2 separate regions of the Homo sapiens genome follow, and region 1 is linked to region 2. Evidence: chromatin loops called from intact Hi-C (ENCODE). Cell type or tissue: heart left ventricle. All regions are shown on one strand. Each heading gives the region's core, and the rest is flanking DNA. Links, peaks and the distances in the headings are about the cores only. Region 1 holds the start of LOC124907868 (a long non-coding RNA gene). Region 2 overlaps BCL2L11 (BCL2 like 11).

Region 1 (9,117 bases), core at 626-8,625, 49 kb after region 2:
AGTTCTGATGACTGAGTCTAGCTGTCCAAAGACGCTGAACTGCTGAGCTCCAAAGAGGGCTGGCCTCTCCCCCGCACCTCTGTGCTGGACTTCTTCAGCACCTGTGAAGGGCCCAGCTGAGGCTGTGGCCAGCAGAGGAAGGGGAACCTTATCCCTCACCTGGTCCCACAAGAGACCACAGGAGGTCTGAAGACATGCCGCCCAATTCTCTGACATTATTATGTCTGATGTTGGTGGCCACTCTGGACACTTGCCCTCTCACATTTCATATACACCCATGTATTTGTGCCATCCGCATATCTCTGATGGCTGGTGGCAGTGTCTGACTGCATCCCAACTCTGCTGAGCAAGAGGTACACGTAAGACAATAGTAGCCAGCACCCAAAGCAACATTTAGGCCAAAAGAATGCACATGTGTGTGAAGGTCTGTGTGTACTTATGCCCGTGTGTTGGAGGTTGGGAGGGATGCCTGATGATATTTATTAGTCACCTTCTTGTACATGCAGTTTTCACGCAGCTTGTTCCTTAGTGCTCATGTCAGTCTCCAAAGGTGAAGATTATTGAGGCCCAGGCACATGAGGGCTATTTCAGTTTACTAGAGCTGCCATCACAAGTTATCACAAATTTAGTGGCTTAAGACGACAAAAATTTATTTGCTCACAGTTTTAGAGACTTGAAATTCACAGTCAAGGTGTTGGCAGGCCATACTCACTCCAAAGGCTGCTTTGTGGCAAGTCCTTCTTTGCCACTTCCAGCTTCTGGTGGGTCCAGGAATTCCTTGGCTTGTGGCTGCATCACTCCAATCTCTTCCTCCATTCTCCCATGGCATTCTCTCCTGTGGCGTGTGTTTGCACGAGTGTGTATGGGGTCATTTTGTTTCTGTGTCCTCTCCTGTTTCTTACAAGGACACTTGTCATTGAATTTAAGCCCACTAAGACAATCCAAGATGATGTCACCTTAAGATCCTTAACCCAGCACTTGGGGAGGCCGAGGTGGGTGGATCACTTGAGGTCAGAAGTTCGAGACCAGCCTGGCCAACATGGTGAAACCCCATCTCTACTAAAACGACAAAAATTCGCTGAGTGTGATGGTGCATGACTGTAATCCCAGCTACTCAGGAGGCTGAAGCACAGGAATCACTTCAACCCAGGAGGTGGAGGTTGCAATGAGCTAAGATCGCACCACTAGACTCTAGCCTGGGGGACAAAGTGAGACTCTATATGAAAAAAAAAAAAATCCTTAACCCCCAAAATGTCACATTTATAGGTTCAGGGTGTTGGATGTGGGGCAGTCTTTCAGGGTGCCACAGTTTAACTCACTACAAAAGGAGACATTTAACACTTATGGCACTGTTTTGGGTGCTTTGCCTGAATTATTTCCATTAGTCTTCAAACAACTTTAAGAGGCATGTGTAAATTATTCCCCCATTTTTACAAGTAAAGATATCAAAGTGCAGAGAGGGGAAGTAAGCCTCCATAGTCACACATCTAGAAAGTGGCAGAACCTGGGCAGGGGTGCTCCAGAGCCTGCTGTGGCCACAGGGTGACTTGCCTGGCTCATAGAGCTGGTCAAAGGCAGCATTGTCACCTCCTGGTCAGAGTCTTCACCTCCACCTCCTGATGTCATCATCATCCCTGGTAGCATTCACATCCAGTCAGACAGACCATGCAGCACCATAGAGGCCACTCCCTCCTGGGCTCCTCAGGTGCCCATTCCTGCAGTCACACCTGTACCATCCCATCCTCAAATCTGGATTCCAAACACCTCTCCCAATCCTCCCAGCCCTGCAGGTCAAGATTCTCCACTGCCTCAGTTTCTTGGCTTCCTTGAGAATTTCAATGCAGTGACTCCCCCTCCTCCCTCTTGAGCCTCCTTCCCAGCTCCTCTTCCTTCCTTCTTTGTCCAGCCTCTGCTACATGGTTCCTCATCATTATTCCAGTGTGAATTTTCTCAGCAACTCTGCCTTTCTATCCTTTGTCACAGCCCCTTGGCAAAGTCCCAACCCTGAATGAAACCTCCCATCCGCTGTCTCCACGCCTGCTCCAGAGCAGTTGCCTGTTCTTGGAGATAATCACACAATAGGGCTGGCTGATTTTGCTCTAAATTCATGATCTTGGCCCATGCACTTGCCCTCAAGACTGCCAGGCAACCCCACCACTCTCTCTAGTAGGCCACTGCCCACTCCCAGATGACAATTTTACTTCTCTTTTTCCTCTCACCTTCCCTTCCACCCTGCTCTCTCCCTCTGGTTCCAAGGGACCCTTCCCCTTCATTACTTCACTCAACTCTCATCTTCCCAATACCAGACTAGGACCCATCCTGGCTGCTTCTCTCTTCTGCTTCTTCCTGTGCTGATGGAGAAAGTCCCTCCACCTGTGCTCTGAATTCATCCTCTCCAGCTCCTTGGGAACTTATTGCTCTCATTGTCCCTCTCTGGCTCTCTCACTAGTCTCTTGGTTTTTCTAGGCAAGTCCAATCAGCACCCAGACATGCTCCTCCCACCTGCAGTTCATCTATCTCCAGCCCCTCCCGTTGACAACTACTTCCCAATCCCTCTATTTTCTTTTAGAGTCAGATTTCTCCAAAGAATATAATTTGTTTGCAGTCTCCATCTCTTAACTCCCATGCACTCCTGGACCCACTGAAGGCTAGCTCTGCTCCCCAGTACTGAGACTGCTTGGTCAAGGTCACCAATGACTCCAACTGGCCAGGCCCAGCCCCACTCTTGGACTTCATCTTAGTCCTGTGACAATATTGACCCCTTTTTCTGCAAACTCTTGCCTCTCTGTTTCTACCACATTCTGCTCTCCAGGCTCTCCTCGTTCTTCACTGGCTGGTCCTCCTTTGCAGGTCCTCCTCCTTTTTCTGACTCCTCCTTGGTCTCCCTTAGGCCCTCTTGGGTCCTCTTTCTTCACTTCACAGGTGAGTTCGTGAAATTCCATGGATTTAAATACTATTCTTATGCCGATCATTCTAAATCTATATCCCCAACCTGGACTTCTTTGAGCTTCCTTCTGACTTGCAGATTCTATTGCCTGCTGACATTTCCACTTGGAGATCTCAGATATCTCCAAACTAGCACATTCAGAGCAGACTTTCCATCCTCCCAACTCCACCTTTGCCATTCCTGTAAAGGGCACGGTATCCCCACCCCAGGTGACTTGACTCTCTCTTCTTGAATGGGTCCTCTTCTCCCTTTACCTAAACCATCAGTAAGTCTTGCTGGTTTGTGCTATAAAATGCACCTTGAATCTATCTCCTAAAATAGCCTGGAAAGCACAGCTCTACCCTCCACCCTTACCTCAGGGTACTCTCCAGAGACACTCCTCTTCCTTCAGTTCCAACCTTGCCCCACCCAAGCCCTTTCCTACCTTTCCCACTTAACGGTCTTGTACCTGTCGTTTTTCTCTTGCCAAGAATGCTCCTCTGTTTTATTTATATAGTAACTATTCTTCCTCCTTGTACATTGCAATTTTAAATGCTGCCCATTCAAAGAGGAAGTCATTCATTAACCTCATCTAAAGTAGGTCCTTTTGGTATTCTTTATCTCAGCCCCTTGGTTATTTTCTTAATTTCCAACATCACAACTTTTTTTCTTTTTGCATGTTTGGCTTTGTTATTGTTGTTATTGACTGTCTCTCTCTCCCTCATTTGCATACAGGATCCAAGAACACCCAGCTCTTGAACATGAACACATTTCCAGGATGTAGAACAGTGCCTGGCATGCTACAGATGTTGAATTAATGGTCAGATGATTGAACACAAGAAACCAATATTTAAACCACATCGGTCTGACTTCAGAGCCCTGCTGTCTTCTCACACTCCACATGCCTTCTTTCAGCAGACAGAATTCTGGAGGAGTTCAGGGTAGGAGAGGGCCCTATGGGTGGGAGGGTCAGAGAAGGCTTCCTGGATGAAGAAAGCTGGATTTAGAAAGGGGCAATCCAGCTGTCCGCCGTGTCCTGCCTTCTGATCCCACCAGGCCCGGTGCCACTCTGCCCCAATCATGGTGAAATGACATTGAGTCTGACTTGAACTTGCTCCTCACATGCATCTAGACTATGGAAGAAGAAAACTGATATCAGCTCCTCGGCTGGCACCTTCTTTTCAGGCATTCAGAAGTCTTTTGAGGCACCTGTGCCTTCCACTCACTCCCCACCTCTGGCTATCTCCATTCCTTACCACCCTCCAAATCCTGCTGGCTTCAAGGCCCAGCCCCAGCCCTCCTCCAGGAGCTCTTACCCAGCCCTTCTGCAGACCCTCCGCTCCTTATCATCTTGTGTCTCAGGATTCTGCTTTTCTCCTCTGCACTGGCATTGCCTTGCTGGCTTCTTAGGGTGAGTTAGGTTGCACTGCAGGAACAAACCAACCCAGCTCTCAGTGGCCAAGTGATGGGCATGATCAGGGCAAGGGGCAAAGCCTCGTACCACAAGCTGACCCTGGTTTGGTGGGAGTCTCTTCTCCCCATCATCCTCTTTCAAAGATATTGGCTGACAGAGCCTCTGCCATCTGGAGCATTGCCAGGCATCAGGGCAGGAAGAAGGGAATGTGGGAAATTCTGCATCAGCTCTTAGAAGCACTCACCAAGTGCTTCATGCCTCTTCTGCTCATGTTTTACAGGCTAGAGCAATCACATGGCCATGCCTAACCTGAAAAGTGAGGAGAGGTGGGAAGCAGTGAGTGCAATCCTATGATGTGGTCAGAAGAAGCAGCAATGGAAACATTGGTGGATAAGCCTTGTGGCTACCATACCACATTGAAGTTCCAAAAAGTTGGAGGCTGTGTTACTTGTTATGCTTTCTCTTCACTGCAGTACTTAGCCTGTAGCTTGGGCAAAGATGCCAAGTGAACTAGGACCACCTCCAAGCCTGGCAAAGACTTCCTTTCCTCTAAGAGAGGCTATGATGCAAGAGGTAGTTGAGAATTTTTGAGAATGTTGGCTGAAGCTATCAAAACGCTGGCAGGGCTTTGTATAAAATTTATGGGAGCTGACCTCTCCTTGATCTTTAGTTTCGAGTCTCAAACCCCTTTTCTTTTTCTGTTAGTATTCAACCCCCTCCACCTTCACCCCCATCTTCTAGGTCTCTCTAGAACTGTCCCTGGCTCGACTGTTCAGGTTGAACAATCTTCTGCCTGACCCGGAGAACACAAAGCAACTCCCTTCTGTTGGCTGTAATGTGTGAACGCTGAGCACTTCTCAAAGGCCAAGCACTGAGTTCAATGCTCTCTCAGATCATTGGATTAATTATTGTCACAAATTAGCTGGTGGAAGCTCCACTGTTCAGGGGATTTCACAGAGGAGGACTCTAAGGTTTAACAACTGACCCGAGGCACTTGGCTGGTGGGCAGTGTCTCTGGGCACCTCCCTAGCTGACTCTCCTATGCCACCTGCCTCGTGACCGGGCACATGGCCGAAGGGGTGAGTGGGTGCCAAAGGTCGACCTTGAAGCGTGTCACCCGCTCCCTGGGGAACTAAGTGTTCTGTGTGGGGGCTGAAGTGCAGAGATAATAGTGGAATTTACCTCTCAAGACTGCAGGGCTAAGTGTGACTTTTGTTTGATAAGCTTGGGTTTTATGTCTTTAGGAGCAAACAAACAAACCATAAAGTGGCAGTCTGTTGGAGTGAGTCCCAGCTGAGCTTGCAGGAAGGGAGAGGCTCTGGGCTCTGCCCCTGGGGAAGAGCGAGAGAGGCAGGCACAGTGCGGGTGGGGGAGACTCATAGAGCTTCCCTTTCCTCATGTGAAAAGTAAATCGGATTCTATGGTAATAACCCAAAGCTCACTTAAAAGGCTCATTAATGAGGAAAACAATAGCAGTAAGAACAATGGCTATATTACACTGATGCCGTGTGCCAGACAAGATACTGAGAACTTTCTATGTATCATCTTTTTGAATTACCCCATTTTAGATATGAGGAAAGTGGGGATTAGGCATTTAAAATGTGCCCAAGCTCATACAGTCAGTGAGTGACAGAGCTAGGTTAGAAGCCCAGCAAGACGTCCAGGCCCCACGCCCAGCCACTAAGCTTTACTGTGGAATGTTGACAGTGATGATGTAAGAGGGGGTGGCGCGGATAAAGATGGCCATGATGATGATGATCATGACTCCAAACTCTTTGCTAGTTACTCCATTCTTAGCCTCTTCTAGAAGTGCAAGCCTCCCCTGGCTGCCCAGCCATAGGGGATAAGTAGCTTTGCTTGTAGGGAAGAGGTACCAGGTGAGCATGAGCACTCCTTTACCTGTTCAGTTCCATTTCCAGGGAACACTGTGCAGCGCCAGCCTGGGAGGCCACCCGTGCAGACGTGCTGAAGGAAGACACTTCCCAGGGCCGTGTTGATGCAAACTCTGTGGAGCACAGCTCCCCGTGCCCTGAGGTGTTTTCCTGGCTCTAGGCTCTGGCCAGCCCTTTTCCCTCCAACCTAGCATGGTTCCCTCTGCTTCATCTCATCTGCCCAGCCTGGAACGCGCTGCCTTGACTTTTCCACGTGCTTAAAGCCTACTCATCCATTAGGGCCCAGCTCAAGAACATGTGGTTGGTTGCTTTGTTCTTCCATTCGTTCATTCATCCATTCGTATTTTTCGATCATGTTTACGAATCTCCTGCAATGTGTCAAGTATGTGTGGTGTAGAGGGATGAGCATGGGTTGGGGGTGCCAGGCATAGGTTCGATCCTGTCCCTTCTCAGCCATGTGACTGAGCAAGTTGCTCCCTGAGCTTCAGTTTTCCCATCTTTAAAATGTGGATTATCAGTGAGACTCTGTGAGCCCAGAGAACCATAAGCACTAACTTTCCCCTACAAGTCCCCTCTGTCACCCCCTCTCACACCCTCTCTGCATCGCTAGCTCCCCCTGGCCACTGTTCGAGTGGGAGCACGCTAATTCAGCAAGTCAATCAATGGTCACAAGGAAGATGCCAGGGCCGAGGGCTGGTCTTCTCTTAACTGTAGCATTAAGACCATGACTAGATTCAAGGCAAAGTCTCAACAAGAGCTGGTTGGCTCCCCAGGCCACTGTGCAGTTCCGTGGAACACAGGCCTTCCTGGGTGTCCAGATCAGAGTCAGGGGAGGTATGCAGGCCTTCAGGTCTTAAGGGCCATCCTGCTGAAGACTTGTCAAGAGAAGGGAGCACAGCTCCCTCCTGCTCCCATCTGAGCCAGCCTAGGCAGGGCCAGCACTTGGTGATGATGACATGTCCCAGTCAGGTGCCTGACTGGTGAGGGTGCCTGGTCTCCCTCTATGTTCCAGTAGAGACTCCATGTTCATCCTGATGGAGGCCGGCCCTCTGAGGGGAGGGGAGGCCACCTTGAAGGCCCTGCCCTTGGCCTGGCAGAGCCTTTTCCTCCTTAGGGGCTGACTCAACCTCATGAGGATGGACGAGCTTCTCAGGAAGGGACCCCAACCACCAAGACTGAAACCCTCCTTTCTCCCGTATTGGCAGTCATTCTCGTTTACATTGGATGCAGTGGTCACCCATTGCCCAGTCTTTCTAATGTGCCTGGCCTCTTCTCTGTCTTAGCCATGCAGGACAAATGCAAAGGGCAGCTAAGAACCTAATTTAAAAAGCCCGCAGGCAAAAGGGCACTGGGTCGAGACACCAATGCCTGGTCCCTCTGGGGATGCACTTACATCATCTGAGAATTTCTTCCCAAATGAGAGAGGAAGAGACAGAGCTACAAAGGAAGAGAGGAAGAAAAAGGAAAGCTCATGACAGGGAGAGACTGAGAAAGGGACAAAGTAGGCCCTGTGGGTGCAGCCCAAACCGGCCCACATGGGCTTTGATGACAGAGCCGAGGATTTGCCTTTTGCTCAGAGGAAGGGAGGGGGCTTCAGGGCGGCTCTGGGGCTGCAGAGTCAGAGCCCAAGCCCCTAGCAGGTCCCCCAGCCCGGGAGGCAGAGTGTGCAGCCAGGGCAGCCTCTGGACACCATCAAATTGCACACAAAAACCTGGGGCCTCCATGGGAACTGCAGATTATACAGAGTGAGTGGGGAGGAGGGCAGGGGATTGAAATTTTATTCTTTCTTCCTCCTTCCTTGAAAATTCCGATCACTAAAAGTAAAAACATACACACACATACTCACTCACACACTCACTCACCCATGCACATACCATCTTCAACGCCTGGGCTATTCCATCTTTGCCAAAAAGAACCAAGATGTTATCTGTGAGGTATGTCTGCATGAGCTTAGACAAGACCAAACCTACATCCTCTCTCCTTGCAAAAAAAAAAAAATGCATTTACTTTTCTTCCAAATCCAACAAAAATAAATTTAAAATGTTAGAAATAGTTACTGAGCTTCTAGAAATTGTTATAGTACCGAAAGTGAGGAAATTAATTGTTACCTGGCCCAGGCACTTCACTTTCGCCTAAGCCCCAAATAAAATGGATTTTTCCTCTTCTAGTGATCTATTGATGTATAATGAGCCATCTACAACTTAGTAGCTTAAACCATAGCACCAATCCTTTTTTATTAGCTCTCATAGTTCTGGTGGCTGACTGAGCTCAGAAGGGCCACTCACGGTCCTTTTTGTAGATGCGGTCAGGCTAGGCTGGAGTCACCTGAAGGCTTCTGGACTGACAGGGATGGTGGTGGATGGTGGTTGACGTTGTCTGTTGGTGGGATCTCAGCTGGTGCTGTTGGCTGGAACACCTCTATATGGTCTCTCCATGTGGCCTGAGCTACCCCACAGCATGGTGTCTGGGTTCCAAATGGGAGTGTCCCAATAAGACCAGGAGGAAGCTGCATTGCCTTTCATAACCTGGCTTCAGAAGTCACAGAATGTCACTTCTGCCATAGTTGCAGGTCCACCCAGATTCAAGGATGGACAATAAACCCCACCTCTTTTTGGGAGGAGTGAGAAGACCATTTGGGATAGGAGATCTTATTGCAGTCATCTTGGCTAATGCATTTTCTCCATGTTTTTAAGTATGGAGGTGGTATTCTTTTTAAAAATTATCGTCCTCGTTATCACCATTGCACCAATGTACATGGGTCATGGGCTCCCCAGGCCAGCCCTACCCTTTGCAAACCTGTTCAGACTTCCAGCTCACTAACTTCTCCCCCTCCAGCCCAGGCCCCAGGGCATTCAACCCAGATCTCAGAGGCCTGTGCCCTCCTG
Region 2 (8,000 bases), core at 1-8,000:
TTCTGGGAAGAAGTAAAACGAGATAAATACTGTTAATATGCACACAAAGATTATAATGAAAAAGAACATGAAGAAAATTAGAACTCGGTTCTTCTTTAGAGACTTGTAGCTAGGAAGTAATTCAGGATGCAGTTTGAGTTGTAGGCAAATAATAAAAACTCAAAAATAATGGTTAGGGCTAGAATCTGTTAACAGGTATTGTAGTTTTCTTTGGAGCACATTTTTTTCTCCAGTTTCCCCATTCCTACCAAGGACCAATTTATTTGCAAAATACATTTTAGTCTCATTATACTTAGCCTGATTATTTGCATAAAGTGCAACAAGAATAGTGATTGGCCATATAGGCTCTTTTTAAGTTGGCTTTGCTGGAATTTTTTCATAAGGAATCTCAGATTAGACTTTTAGAAGCCTCCAGGCTTGAAAGCCAAGCTGAAAATTTGCCAGCAAACATTGCCTGTAATACCTACAGATCGGGTGAATTCCATTCTCCTCGAGGTCCCAAAGTATCTTGAGGTTCCTGGGCCTGTCGGAAAATGACATTCTTTGCTTATCGAAGATCAGGAACCTTGTAAGGGAACTGTGTAGACAAGGTACCAGGCCTGTCTTTTTTCAAGGGGCTTTTTATTCTTTAAAGCAGTCTGGTCATATCTGAAAATACGCTATTCAGTCAAAGCCTTGGTAAAATAACCCATGTCTCCAATTGCATATAGAACATACTCTATACAATTTCAGTTCTTTTAAATGTGTCAAGGTTTGTTTTGTAGCTCAGGATATGGTCTATTTTGGTGACTGAACAAAAGAAAACAGATTCTTAACTGAACTTATGCAAATAACTATATTGCCATAAAATAAGAATACTCATGAGTAGTTTCCAAATTTTGGAGAACTCAGAAAGGTAAATTTTGCTCATGAAAGTATACTTTACTCAATCATAAGCTATAAATAACTCAAAAGCAAAAGGATTTTCTTCAATTAGAATGGCAGCCTGCCAAACAGCGTGCTGTGCATTCACCTTGGAACTGCCATCCACAAACCAAGCAGCCATGTCTCAGGAGCAGAGATGGTGGAGTCTTACCCCCTTTCGCTTTTCTAATGTACGCATTTATTCAGCGCTAGAAATTTCCTTTCCACCACTGCTTAGCTGCATCCCACGTGTTTTGGTATGTTGTGTTTTCATTTTCATTGAGTTCTGTCTATATATTTTTAAATTTCCTTTGAGACCTCCTCTTTGACCCTAGGTTATTTAGAAGTGTGTTTTATTTCCAAAAATACCTAAGTGTGTTTTCTGTTACTGTTTTCTTTCTGATTCTGTTATGGTCAGAGAGCATATTTTATTCTATTTCGGTTTACAAATGTGTCGAGAATTTGTTCTGTAGCTCAGGATATGGTCTCTTTTGGTGACTGATCTATGCTGCTTGGGTACTTGAAAACATCTGTATTCTGCTGCTATTGGGTAGAGTGTTCGTTATATATACATCTTTCAGATCTTACTGGTTGATTGTGTTGTTCAGTTCTTCTCTGTCCTTGCTGATTTTACTGTCTTGTTCTGTCAGTTGCTGAGAATGTGGTGCTGAAATCCCCAGCTGTTTCCTTTCAGCTCTATTAGAGTTTGCTTCATGTCTTTTGAGGTGCTGCTGTTTGGAGTTTACACATTTAAAATGTCTTCAGGTTGGATCCAATCTTCTATCATTGCTGTAAAATGTACTTTATCTGGTATTAATAGCACTTCTGCTTTTTTAACATTAATGTATTAATGTTAACATAGTATTATCTTTTTCCATCCTTTCACTTTCCATCTGCATATGTTGTATTTGAGATAAGTTTTTTATATATGGCATGTCTTTAGATAAACCTGTTTTATCTAGTCTGCCCAATCTGTCTCTTAAATGGTCTAGACCATTTACATTTAAGATAATATATGTAAGTCTAAATGCCTTTTTGTTATTTGTTTTTTGTTTCCTCTGTTCCTTGTTTCTTTTTTTGTTTTTTAACCTTACTGTGGGTTATACGAACATTTTCTAGGATTTCGTTTTGATATGTTTATGGTGTTTTAAAATATATTGCTCTGTATCATTTTCTTAGTGGTTGTTCCAGGTATTACAGTATGTGTGTGAAATATATATTCTAAGTCTACTGGTATCAATGGTCACAGCATTTTATGATGGGAGCTGAAGAGTAGAAACCTTACTTTTCTTTAGGCTCCGTTAGCCCCATTTTTCCAATATAATTGTCTGAAGTATTTCCTCCATGTACATTGAGCACTGAATGAGTTGGTATTGTTATTTTTGCTTCAACCATCAAATATGATTTAAGAAAGTACTGTTAGTCTACCAATAGTCGCTTCCATTTTTCCCCTTCCAATGTTCTTTCCTTTCTGAAGTTCTAAGCTTTCTTCTTTTGTCATTTCCTTTCTGTTTAGAGAACTTCCTTAGTTCTTTAATGATAGGTCTGTTAGTAACAACTCCTCTGAGTTCTCCTTCTGGGAATGTCTTTATTTCCCCTTCAGTCCAGAAGGATATCTTCACGGAAGATAGAATTCGCAGTTGATGTATCTCTTTCAGTACTTGGAAAACATGCCACTTTCTTAGGGCCTCTATGGTTTTAGATGAGAAATCCCTTGTCATCTGAATTGGTGTTCTCAACTAAGTTATGTGTCATTCCTATGTGGCTGCTTTCAAGATTGTCTTTTAGTATTAAGAAGTTTAATTGTGATGTGTCTTGTCATGGGTTCTTTGGGTTTATCCTTTTTGGGGTGCACTCAGCATCTTGAATCTGGAGTTTCACGTTTTATGCCAGGTTTGGGAAGTTTTCAGCCATTATGTCTTTAAATACTTTTCCAGTCCCTTCCTCTCTTTTGGAACTCTGATGATAAGAATGTTAGTGCTTTTGTTAGTCCTGTAAGTTCCTGAGACTGTTCATTTTTTTCCAGTAGATTTTCTCTCTCTTCAGATTGAGTAAATTCTATTGATTTTGCCTCATATTCACTGATTGTTTTTAAAATTATGTTTAATTATATTTTTCAATTCTAAGATTTCTGCCTGTTTCTACTAGGTAAGTTGGAAGTTCAGATTTCTCCTTGGCTTTGCTGGTACTTTCCAAACAAAAGAGGGGCCCCAGTGCACACTGCTTTATTGTGTCCAGTTGTTGGGGGAGATGTGTAAGCTTGGCTCCCTCAGCCACTGCTGACACCAGGAAGCAGGGAGACCATAGAGGGCTGCCTCATACCTTGTTTCTGCAGAGTAGAGGTCAGAACTCAGCTTCCCTCTGAGGGAAGCTGACCCCACCAGGGGTGGGGGGGTCAGGTACAACATGCCAACCAGGCCCACTTTCTACTACCTGATTCTCCCTCTTTGATGCTAGATGGGAGAGTTCTCTTTTGTTCTCTTTAATTAGCCAGATGGGGCGAAGACTCAGTACCCACTGGGTGCCCAGACACCCAAGGCTGGGGCTGGGAGAGCCGATGGGCCCATGAACCCTGTTTTGCACTGTCTGGTTCAGTGGGTGTGTGTAATGTCATGTCAACTAACTAACCCCACCTTGTACCCACCCGTTGCTGTTTAGTAGAGGTGGAGGCTTAGCTCACTGCTCACTGCTCAGCCCCACTAATGTAACCCTGGGAGGGGATGTTAGATAACTGCCCTACTAACACTGCTTTGGCAGGGCAGCCGGATCACCTCTGCCTGCTTCTGCCAGGGAGGGTCTGGGAGATCGGCCTGCTGACACCATCTGGTGGTGGAATCAGAGCACCTCCTGCTTCCCCTGGGCTGGGGATGGGCTGGAAGATCAACTCCCCACTCTGGCCACGCGGTGCTGTGGGGCTGCTGCCAGGGGCGTTGTGGTTTTCCCGTTGCTGTTTGGCTAGAGTAGGGCAGGAGTCATGGAGTGGTTTTCTGTTGTTAGGTCACCCTCTTTTCAGTCCCTTGGCGATGGAGAACAGGCCTCCCATGGAGCTGTTATCTACGCCTCTTGGAAAGGCCCAGTTGGAGGTTTCTTCTGCAGCATGCTGTCCAGGATACATGGGAGTGAGGAAAACGGCATACTCCCTGTCCGTCATCCCTCAAGTCCTGAGGTCCCCAGCAGCCTGTCCTATTTCCCGCTTCAGTTTTCCTGGGCCTGCTTGCTGTGTTCTCTCTAGGGTTGTCTGAGGTTCTGTCTCGGGTTTTCAGTTGGGAGAGGAAGGACCTGGGGAGATGGCTCCTCCACCTTAGTGGAACTAGAGATCTGCAGCTTCCTTTAGGTGTTTATGGTGGCTATTTGTCTTAGTCCCTTTGAGCTGCTCTAATGGAATACCTGAGACTGGGTGGCTTACAAACAACAGAAGTTTATTTCTCACAATTCTGGAGGGTGATAAGTACAAGACAAAAGCAGGTTTGGTGTGCGGTGAGGGCCACTTAGACGGCACCTTCGAGCTGTGTCCTCGAGTGATAGAAAATGTGAGGGTTTCTCTGGGGTCTCTTTTGTGAGAGCACTAATCCCATTCCAATGGCCCCACCTCCTAACACCCATCACTTTCAAGGTCAGGTTTCAGCGAGAGTTTTGGGGGCATGTAACGTTTATACCATAGCAGTATCAGTTGGCTCTGGCTGCAAAGACTACTCTGAATTGTAGAAGTTACTTCTTCACTCCTTTTTACTCTCCATGTGGAATAACAGACTTACAATGATGGAAAGAGATTTAGCTGTGATCCAGGCCACCTTTTTCAGATGATAACCGTAATATCTATTGCTGTAACTCCACTGTGTGTGACTCTCATGGTGTGACCATAGGGCGTGCTCTGTGCTGCTTTCGAACATCACTCCTGAAAATGGCTGGGTAACCCAATTCCGATTTTATATGCCTTAGGGGGGACTTCTTACTAAAGATTCAGACTTGTTTTATATTTAGAGTACTTGTAGTAGGTTTAGAGATACACACCTAATTGCCAGTTGAATGCTGTACATTCTGATGCCTTGCTGCTTCACTTACTTTAAAACCATTAAATCTGATCATTGGCCCAGTCTCCACACACCTCATGTCTGTGGTCATCCTGCCTGTCACAGGACTCGCTATGAACCACCACCTCTCCCTGCCCATCTCCACCTCCCGCACCAGAATTAAGTTGTCTCCATTCCTTCTTTGTTAGACCAGCCTCAGTCTCTTGGTGTATTCCTCATGTGGTGACATTTCTAGCCTAATCCACTTCTGGTCCCTGCTCGGTCAATGGCTGAGACTTGTGCTGGGGCATCTGACCTCAGACTGCTTTCCTTCTCTGCAAGTCTCATCACACCTGTCCTTGGAGACCTCACAGGCTTGGTCCTGTGCTGACTGTAAGCTCTGTGCCACCCACATCTCAGACCCTGCACTGCAGGCATAGAGCAGAAGATGTAACATTCCTCCCCACTTTTTTTTTTTTTTTTTTTTCAGGAAATGCTAGCAGAAACATATATGCAAGGGGGTTCATCACAGCATTGTTTATACAGCCAAACGACTGTCCTTGGTCCTCTAATGGGAGGGGAGAATCTACATTATTCTGCCCTTTTTTTGGCAGACTGGTGCTGTCTTCATGGTGTTAAAAAGAATAATGGCATAGGGGAAATGCCTGTTGGCCTGATGTTAAGTTTTAAAAAGCTGCAAGATTATTTATGATAGTCTAGTTTAATATTAAAGAAGTTCATTGGCATATCAAAAATATAAGAATACATTAAACTGTCAGTAGTGGGTATTGTTGTATTTTCGTTACAGGTGGGCTTTTCTCCCTTTTTTCTTTCTTTCTTTCTTTCTTTTTTTTTTTTTTTTGAGATAGAATCTTACTGTCACCCAGGCTGGAATGCAGTGCCATGATCTCAGCTCACTGCACCCTCCACCTCCCAGGTTCAAGTGATTGTCCTGCCTCAGCCTTCTGAGTAGCTGGGATTACAGGCACCCACCACGACGCCTGGCTAATTTTTGTATTTTTAGTAGAGACAGGGTTTCACTATGTTGGCCAGGCTGGTCTCGAACTCCTGACCTGAAGTGATCCGCCTACCTCGGCCTCCCAAAGTGCTGAGATTACAGGCGTTGAGCCACTGCTCCTGGCCACAGGTGGTCTTTTCTGTGTGCCTTTGTGTATGTACACAATTGTCATAACTAGTATTATGTTTATAATCAGAACAGATTTAATAGATAATACTTACTAAAACTTTTGCTCTTTATAATTTTAATCTTTGTTTTTGGCATTCCCAGCAGCCTGTCACTGGGCATGCATACCTTGTTTGTGTGATTCAGTGTTAACCGTTGTGTCTTTTGCATTGTTGAAGATTTTGTCCAGGCTGATCAAGCTTTGGTCCCATCAGGACCATCACCGAAAGTACTCGGGGTGAACATTAGCCCCCTAATTTACTCTTTTGGGGTCTGCCTTTTTATTTTTTGCAAAGTGAGTAATCTCTCAGGGAACATCTCCATCGGACAGGATCATGGATGGATTTGGTGTTGGCAGGTTGCTCTTGGTAGCTGTCTCCCCCACAGGCTGCTCTTGGGTCTGGAGCAGGTTTTGGGTCGGGTCCTGCCTGCCCTCCATGGAACCTGGGCGGAGCAGTGAGTCTGTCTGAGCTTCAGCTTCCTCAGCCATCAAGTGAGGACATAGTGCTCACCTCTGAGGGTCATGGGGAGTTTTTCCATAAGCAAATCGACAGAAAGCCCCTGGTAGAAACTCGCACAGGAATCTTTCCTTGCCCCTCAATGAGCCCTCAGCCCTGGCAGGTTAGTGAGCATGACTGTAATGAAGTGCTCTCTACTGCTTTCCGTGGAAAGGAGCTGTCGTTCCAGGAGTATAGGAAACTCCTAGGGAAGTGAATTCATCTGGAAATGCTACTATAATTCTAATCCCCTGGGTCCCAGAACAAACAAGCAAGCAAAAAAGAACATCTTTTCTAGAAAGTGGCCTGGAGGGGGGCGTGGGAAGAGGAGGTCTGAATCACCCCTAACCTGCCAGTGAACCAAACATCACCTGAGAAGAACCTCAGCTTCTTGGGTAAATCATGGAGAGACATCTGGAAACCTGCCCCACCCCAGCGCTGTCTGAATTGGGGGTGAGTTGGGGACACCTGCTGGAGACGGCCCATTTGATTTGGCAGAAACTTGACTATAATTCAAAATGTGTCTTGAGACATGAGACATAGACTCAAGTACTTTTTCTTGCAATCCAAACTTACGTACTTTTTCCCAAAATAAGGGATACATTGGTTGCTCGTGGATTTAACATTAGGAGTGTTCATTGTGTGAATGAAATCAAGACTTCTACAACTGCGTTTTCCTTCTTTTCCCTGAGGTAATTAAACTCCTTTAGTGAGAAGACAATTTAGACAGACTGTTGGCCATTGATAATCAAAATTTTGATATTTCTAAGTGAGTGAGTTATGGATCCTTCTTCTTGGTAACCTTTTTTCACACACTATGAGGTAGCGGAAGTAAACCGTCAGTATAAACAACATGTACCCGGTTTAACCCGTTTGTAAGAGGCCAGGCCTTCGTGGTTTTAAGTATTTGCTTAGAATGAATTTGTCTCCCCAGTGTCCTCTGGGAAACCAAAATGTGCTTTGTATTTTCTCTTCTCTGCCTTGGACCAGATCCACATGATTCGTGAGTAGAGTTGCCAAGACAGGTGTGGCAAGAAATAGCCCTGAGACAGGGCTGCTGGCACGCAGCTCTCCTCCTGTTCTGCCTTTCTGTGTGGACCACGAGGCAGCAGTGAGGGCTTCCCATGGAGCATGTCTCCCTTTCAGTCACACATCTTGCGCTCACAGTCACTGCCAGCCAGTTGACTGCAAGTGCTGTGTCTGTAAACCTTGCAGTGGGGACTTGACATTGCTTTCAGAGTGAGGAAACCGAACTTGGGGATTTGGACATGAGTCTGGGCTGTGCTTAGTGTTGGAGCCCCGGGTTGAACTTGGGTCTTTGGTACTGGCAGACTGCCCTCTGCACAGTACATAATGCTTGGTTTAGTTTGGACTTCCCTTTCTTAGGAGTGAGATGGTTTTGAAGCT

What was found. A loop is a pair of places that touch in the nucleus more often than their neighbours do. Peaks named below come from ENCODE experiments on the same cell type or tissue, not always from the same donor. Only the 100,000 strongest peaks of a DNase experiment are listed, where the experiment ranks them.
Region 1: it touches region 2 in a loop (2.3-fold over the local background); 7 of 110 quality-filtered maps call a loop at or near these places.

The regions. Positions count from the first base shown.
Region 1 is chr2:111,180,291-111,189,407 of GRCh38, forward strand. LOC124907868 (a long non-coding RNA gene) reads right to left here and starts at 4,635. Exons shown (of 2, transcript XR_007087189.1): 1 at 4,243-4,635; 2 at 630-4,059. In heart left ventricle, for the core only: no CTCF peak of the experiment used is centred there; a DNase peak (open chromatin) is centred at 5,417.
Region 2 is chr2:111,132,254-111,140,253 of GRCh38, forward strand. All of the region lies in intron 2 of BCL2L11 (BCL2 like 11), which reads left to right. Among named protein-coding and RNA genes, the nearest start is that of BCL2L11, 15 kb to the left of the region's middle. In heart left ventricle, for the core only: a CTCF peak has its summit at 3,736 (motif pointing left); DNase peaks (open chromatin) are centred at 3,753 and 7,780.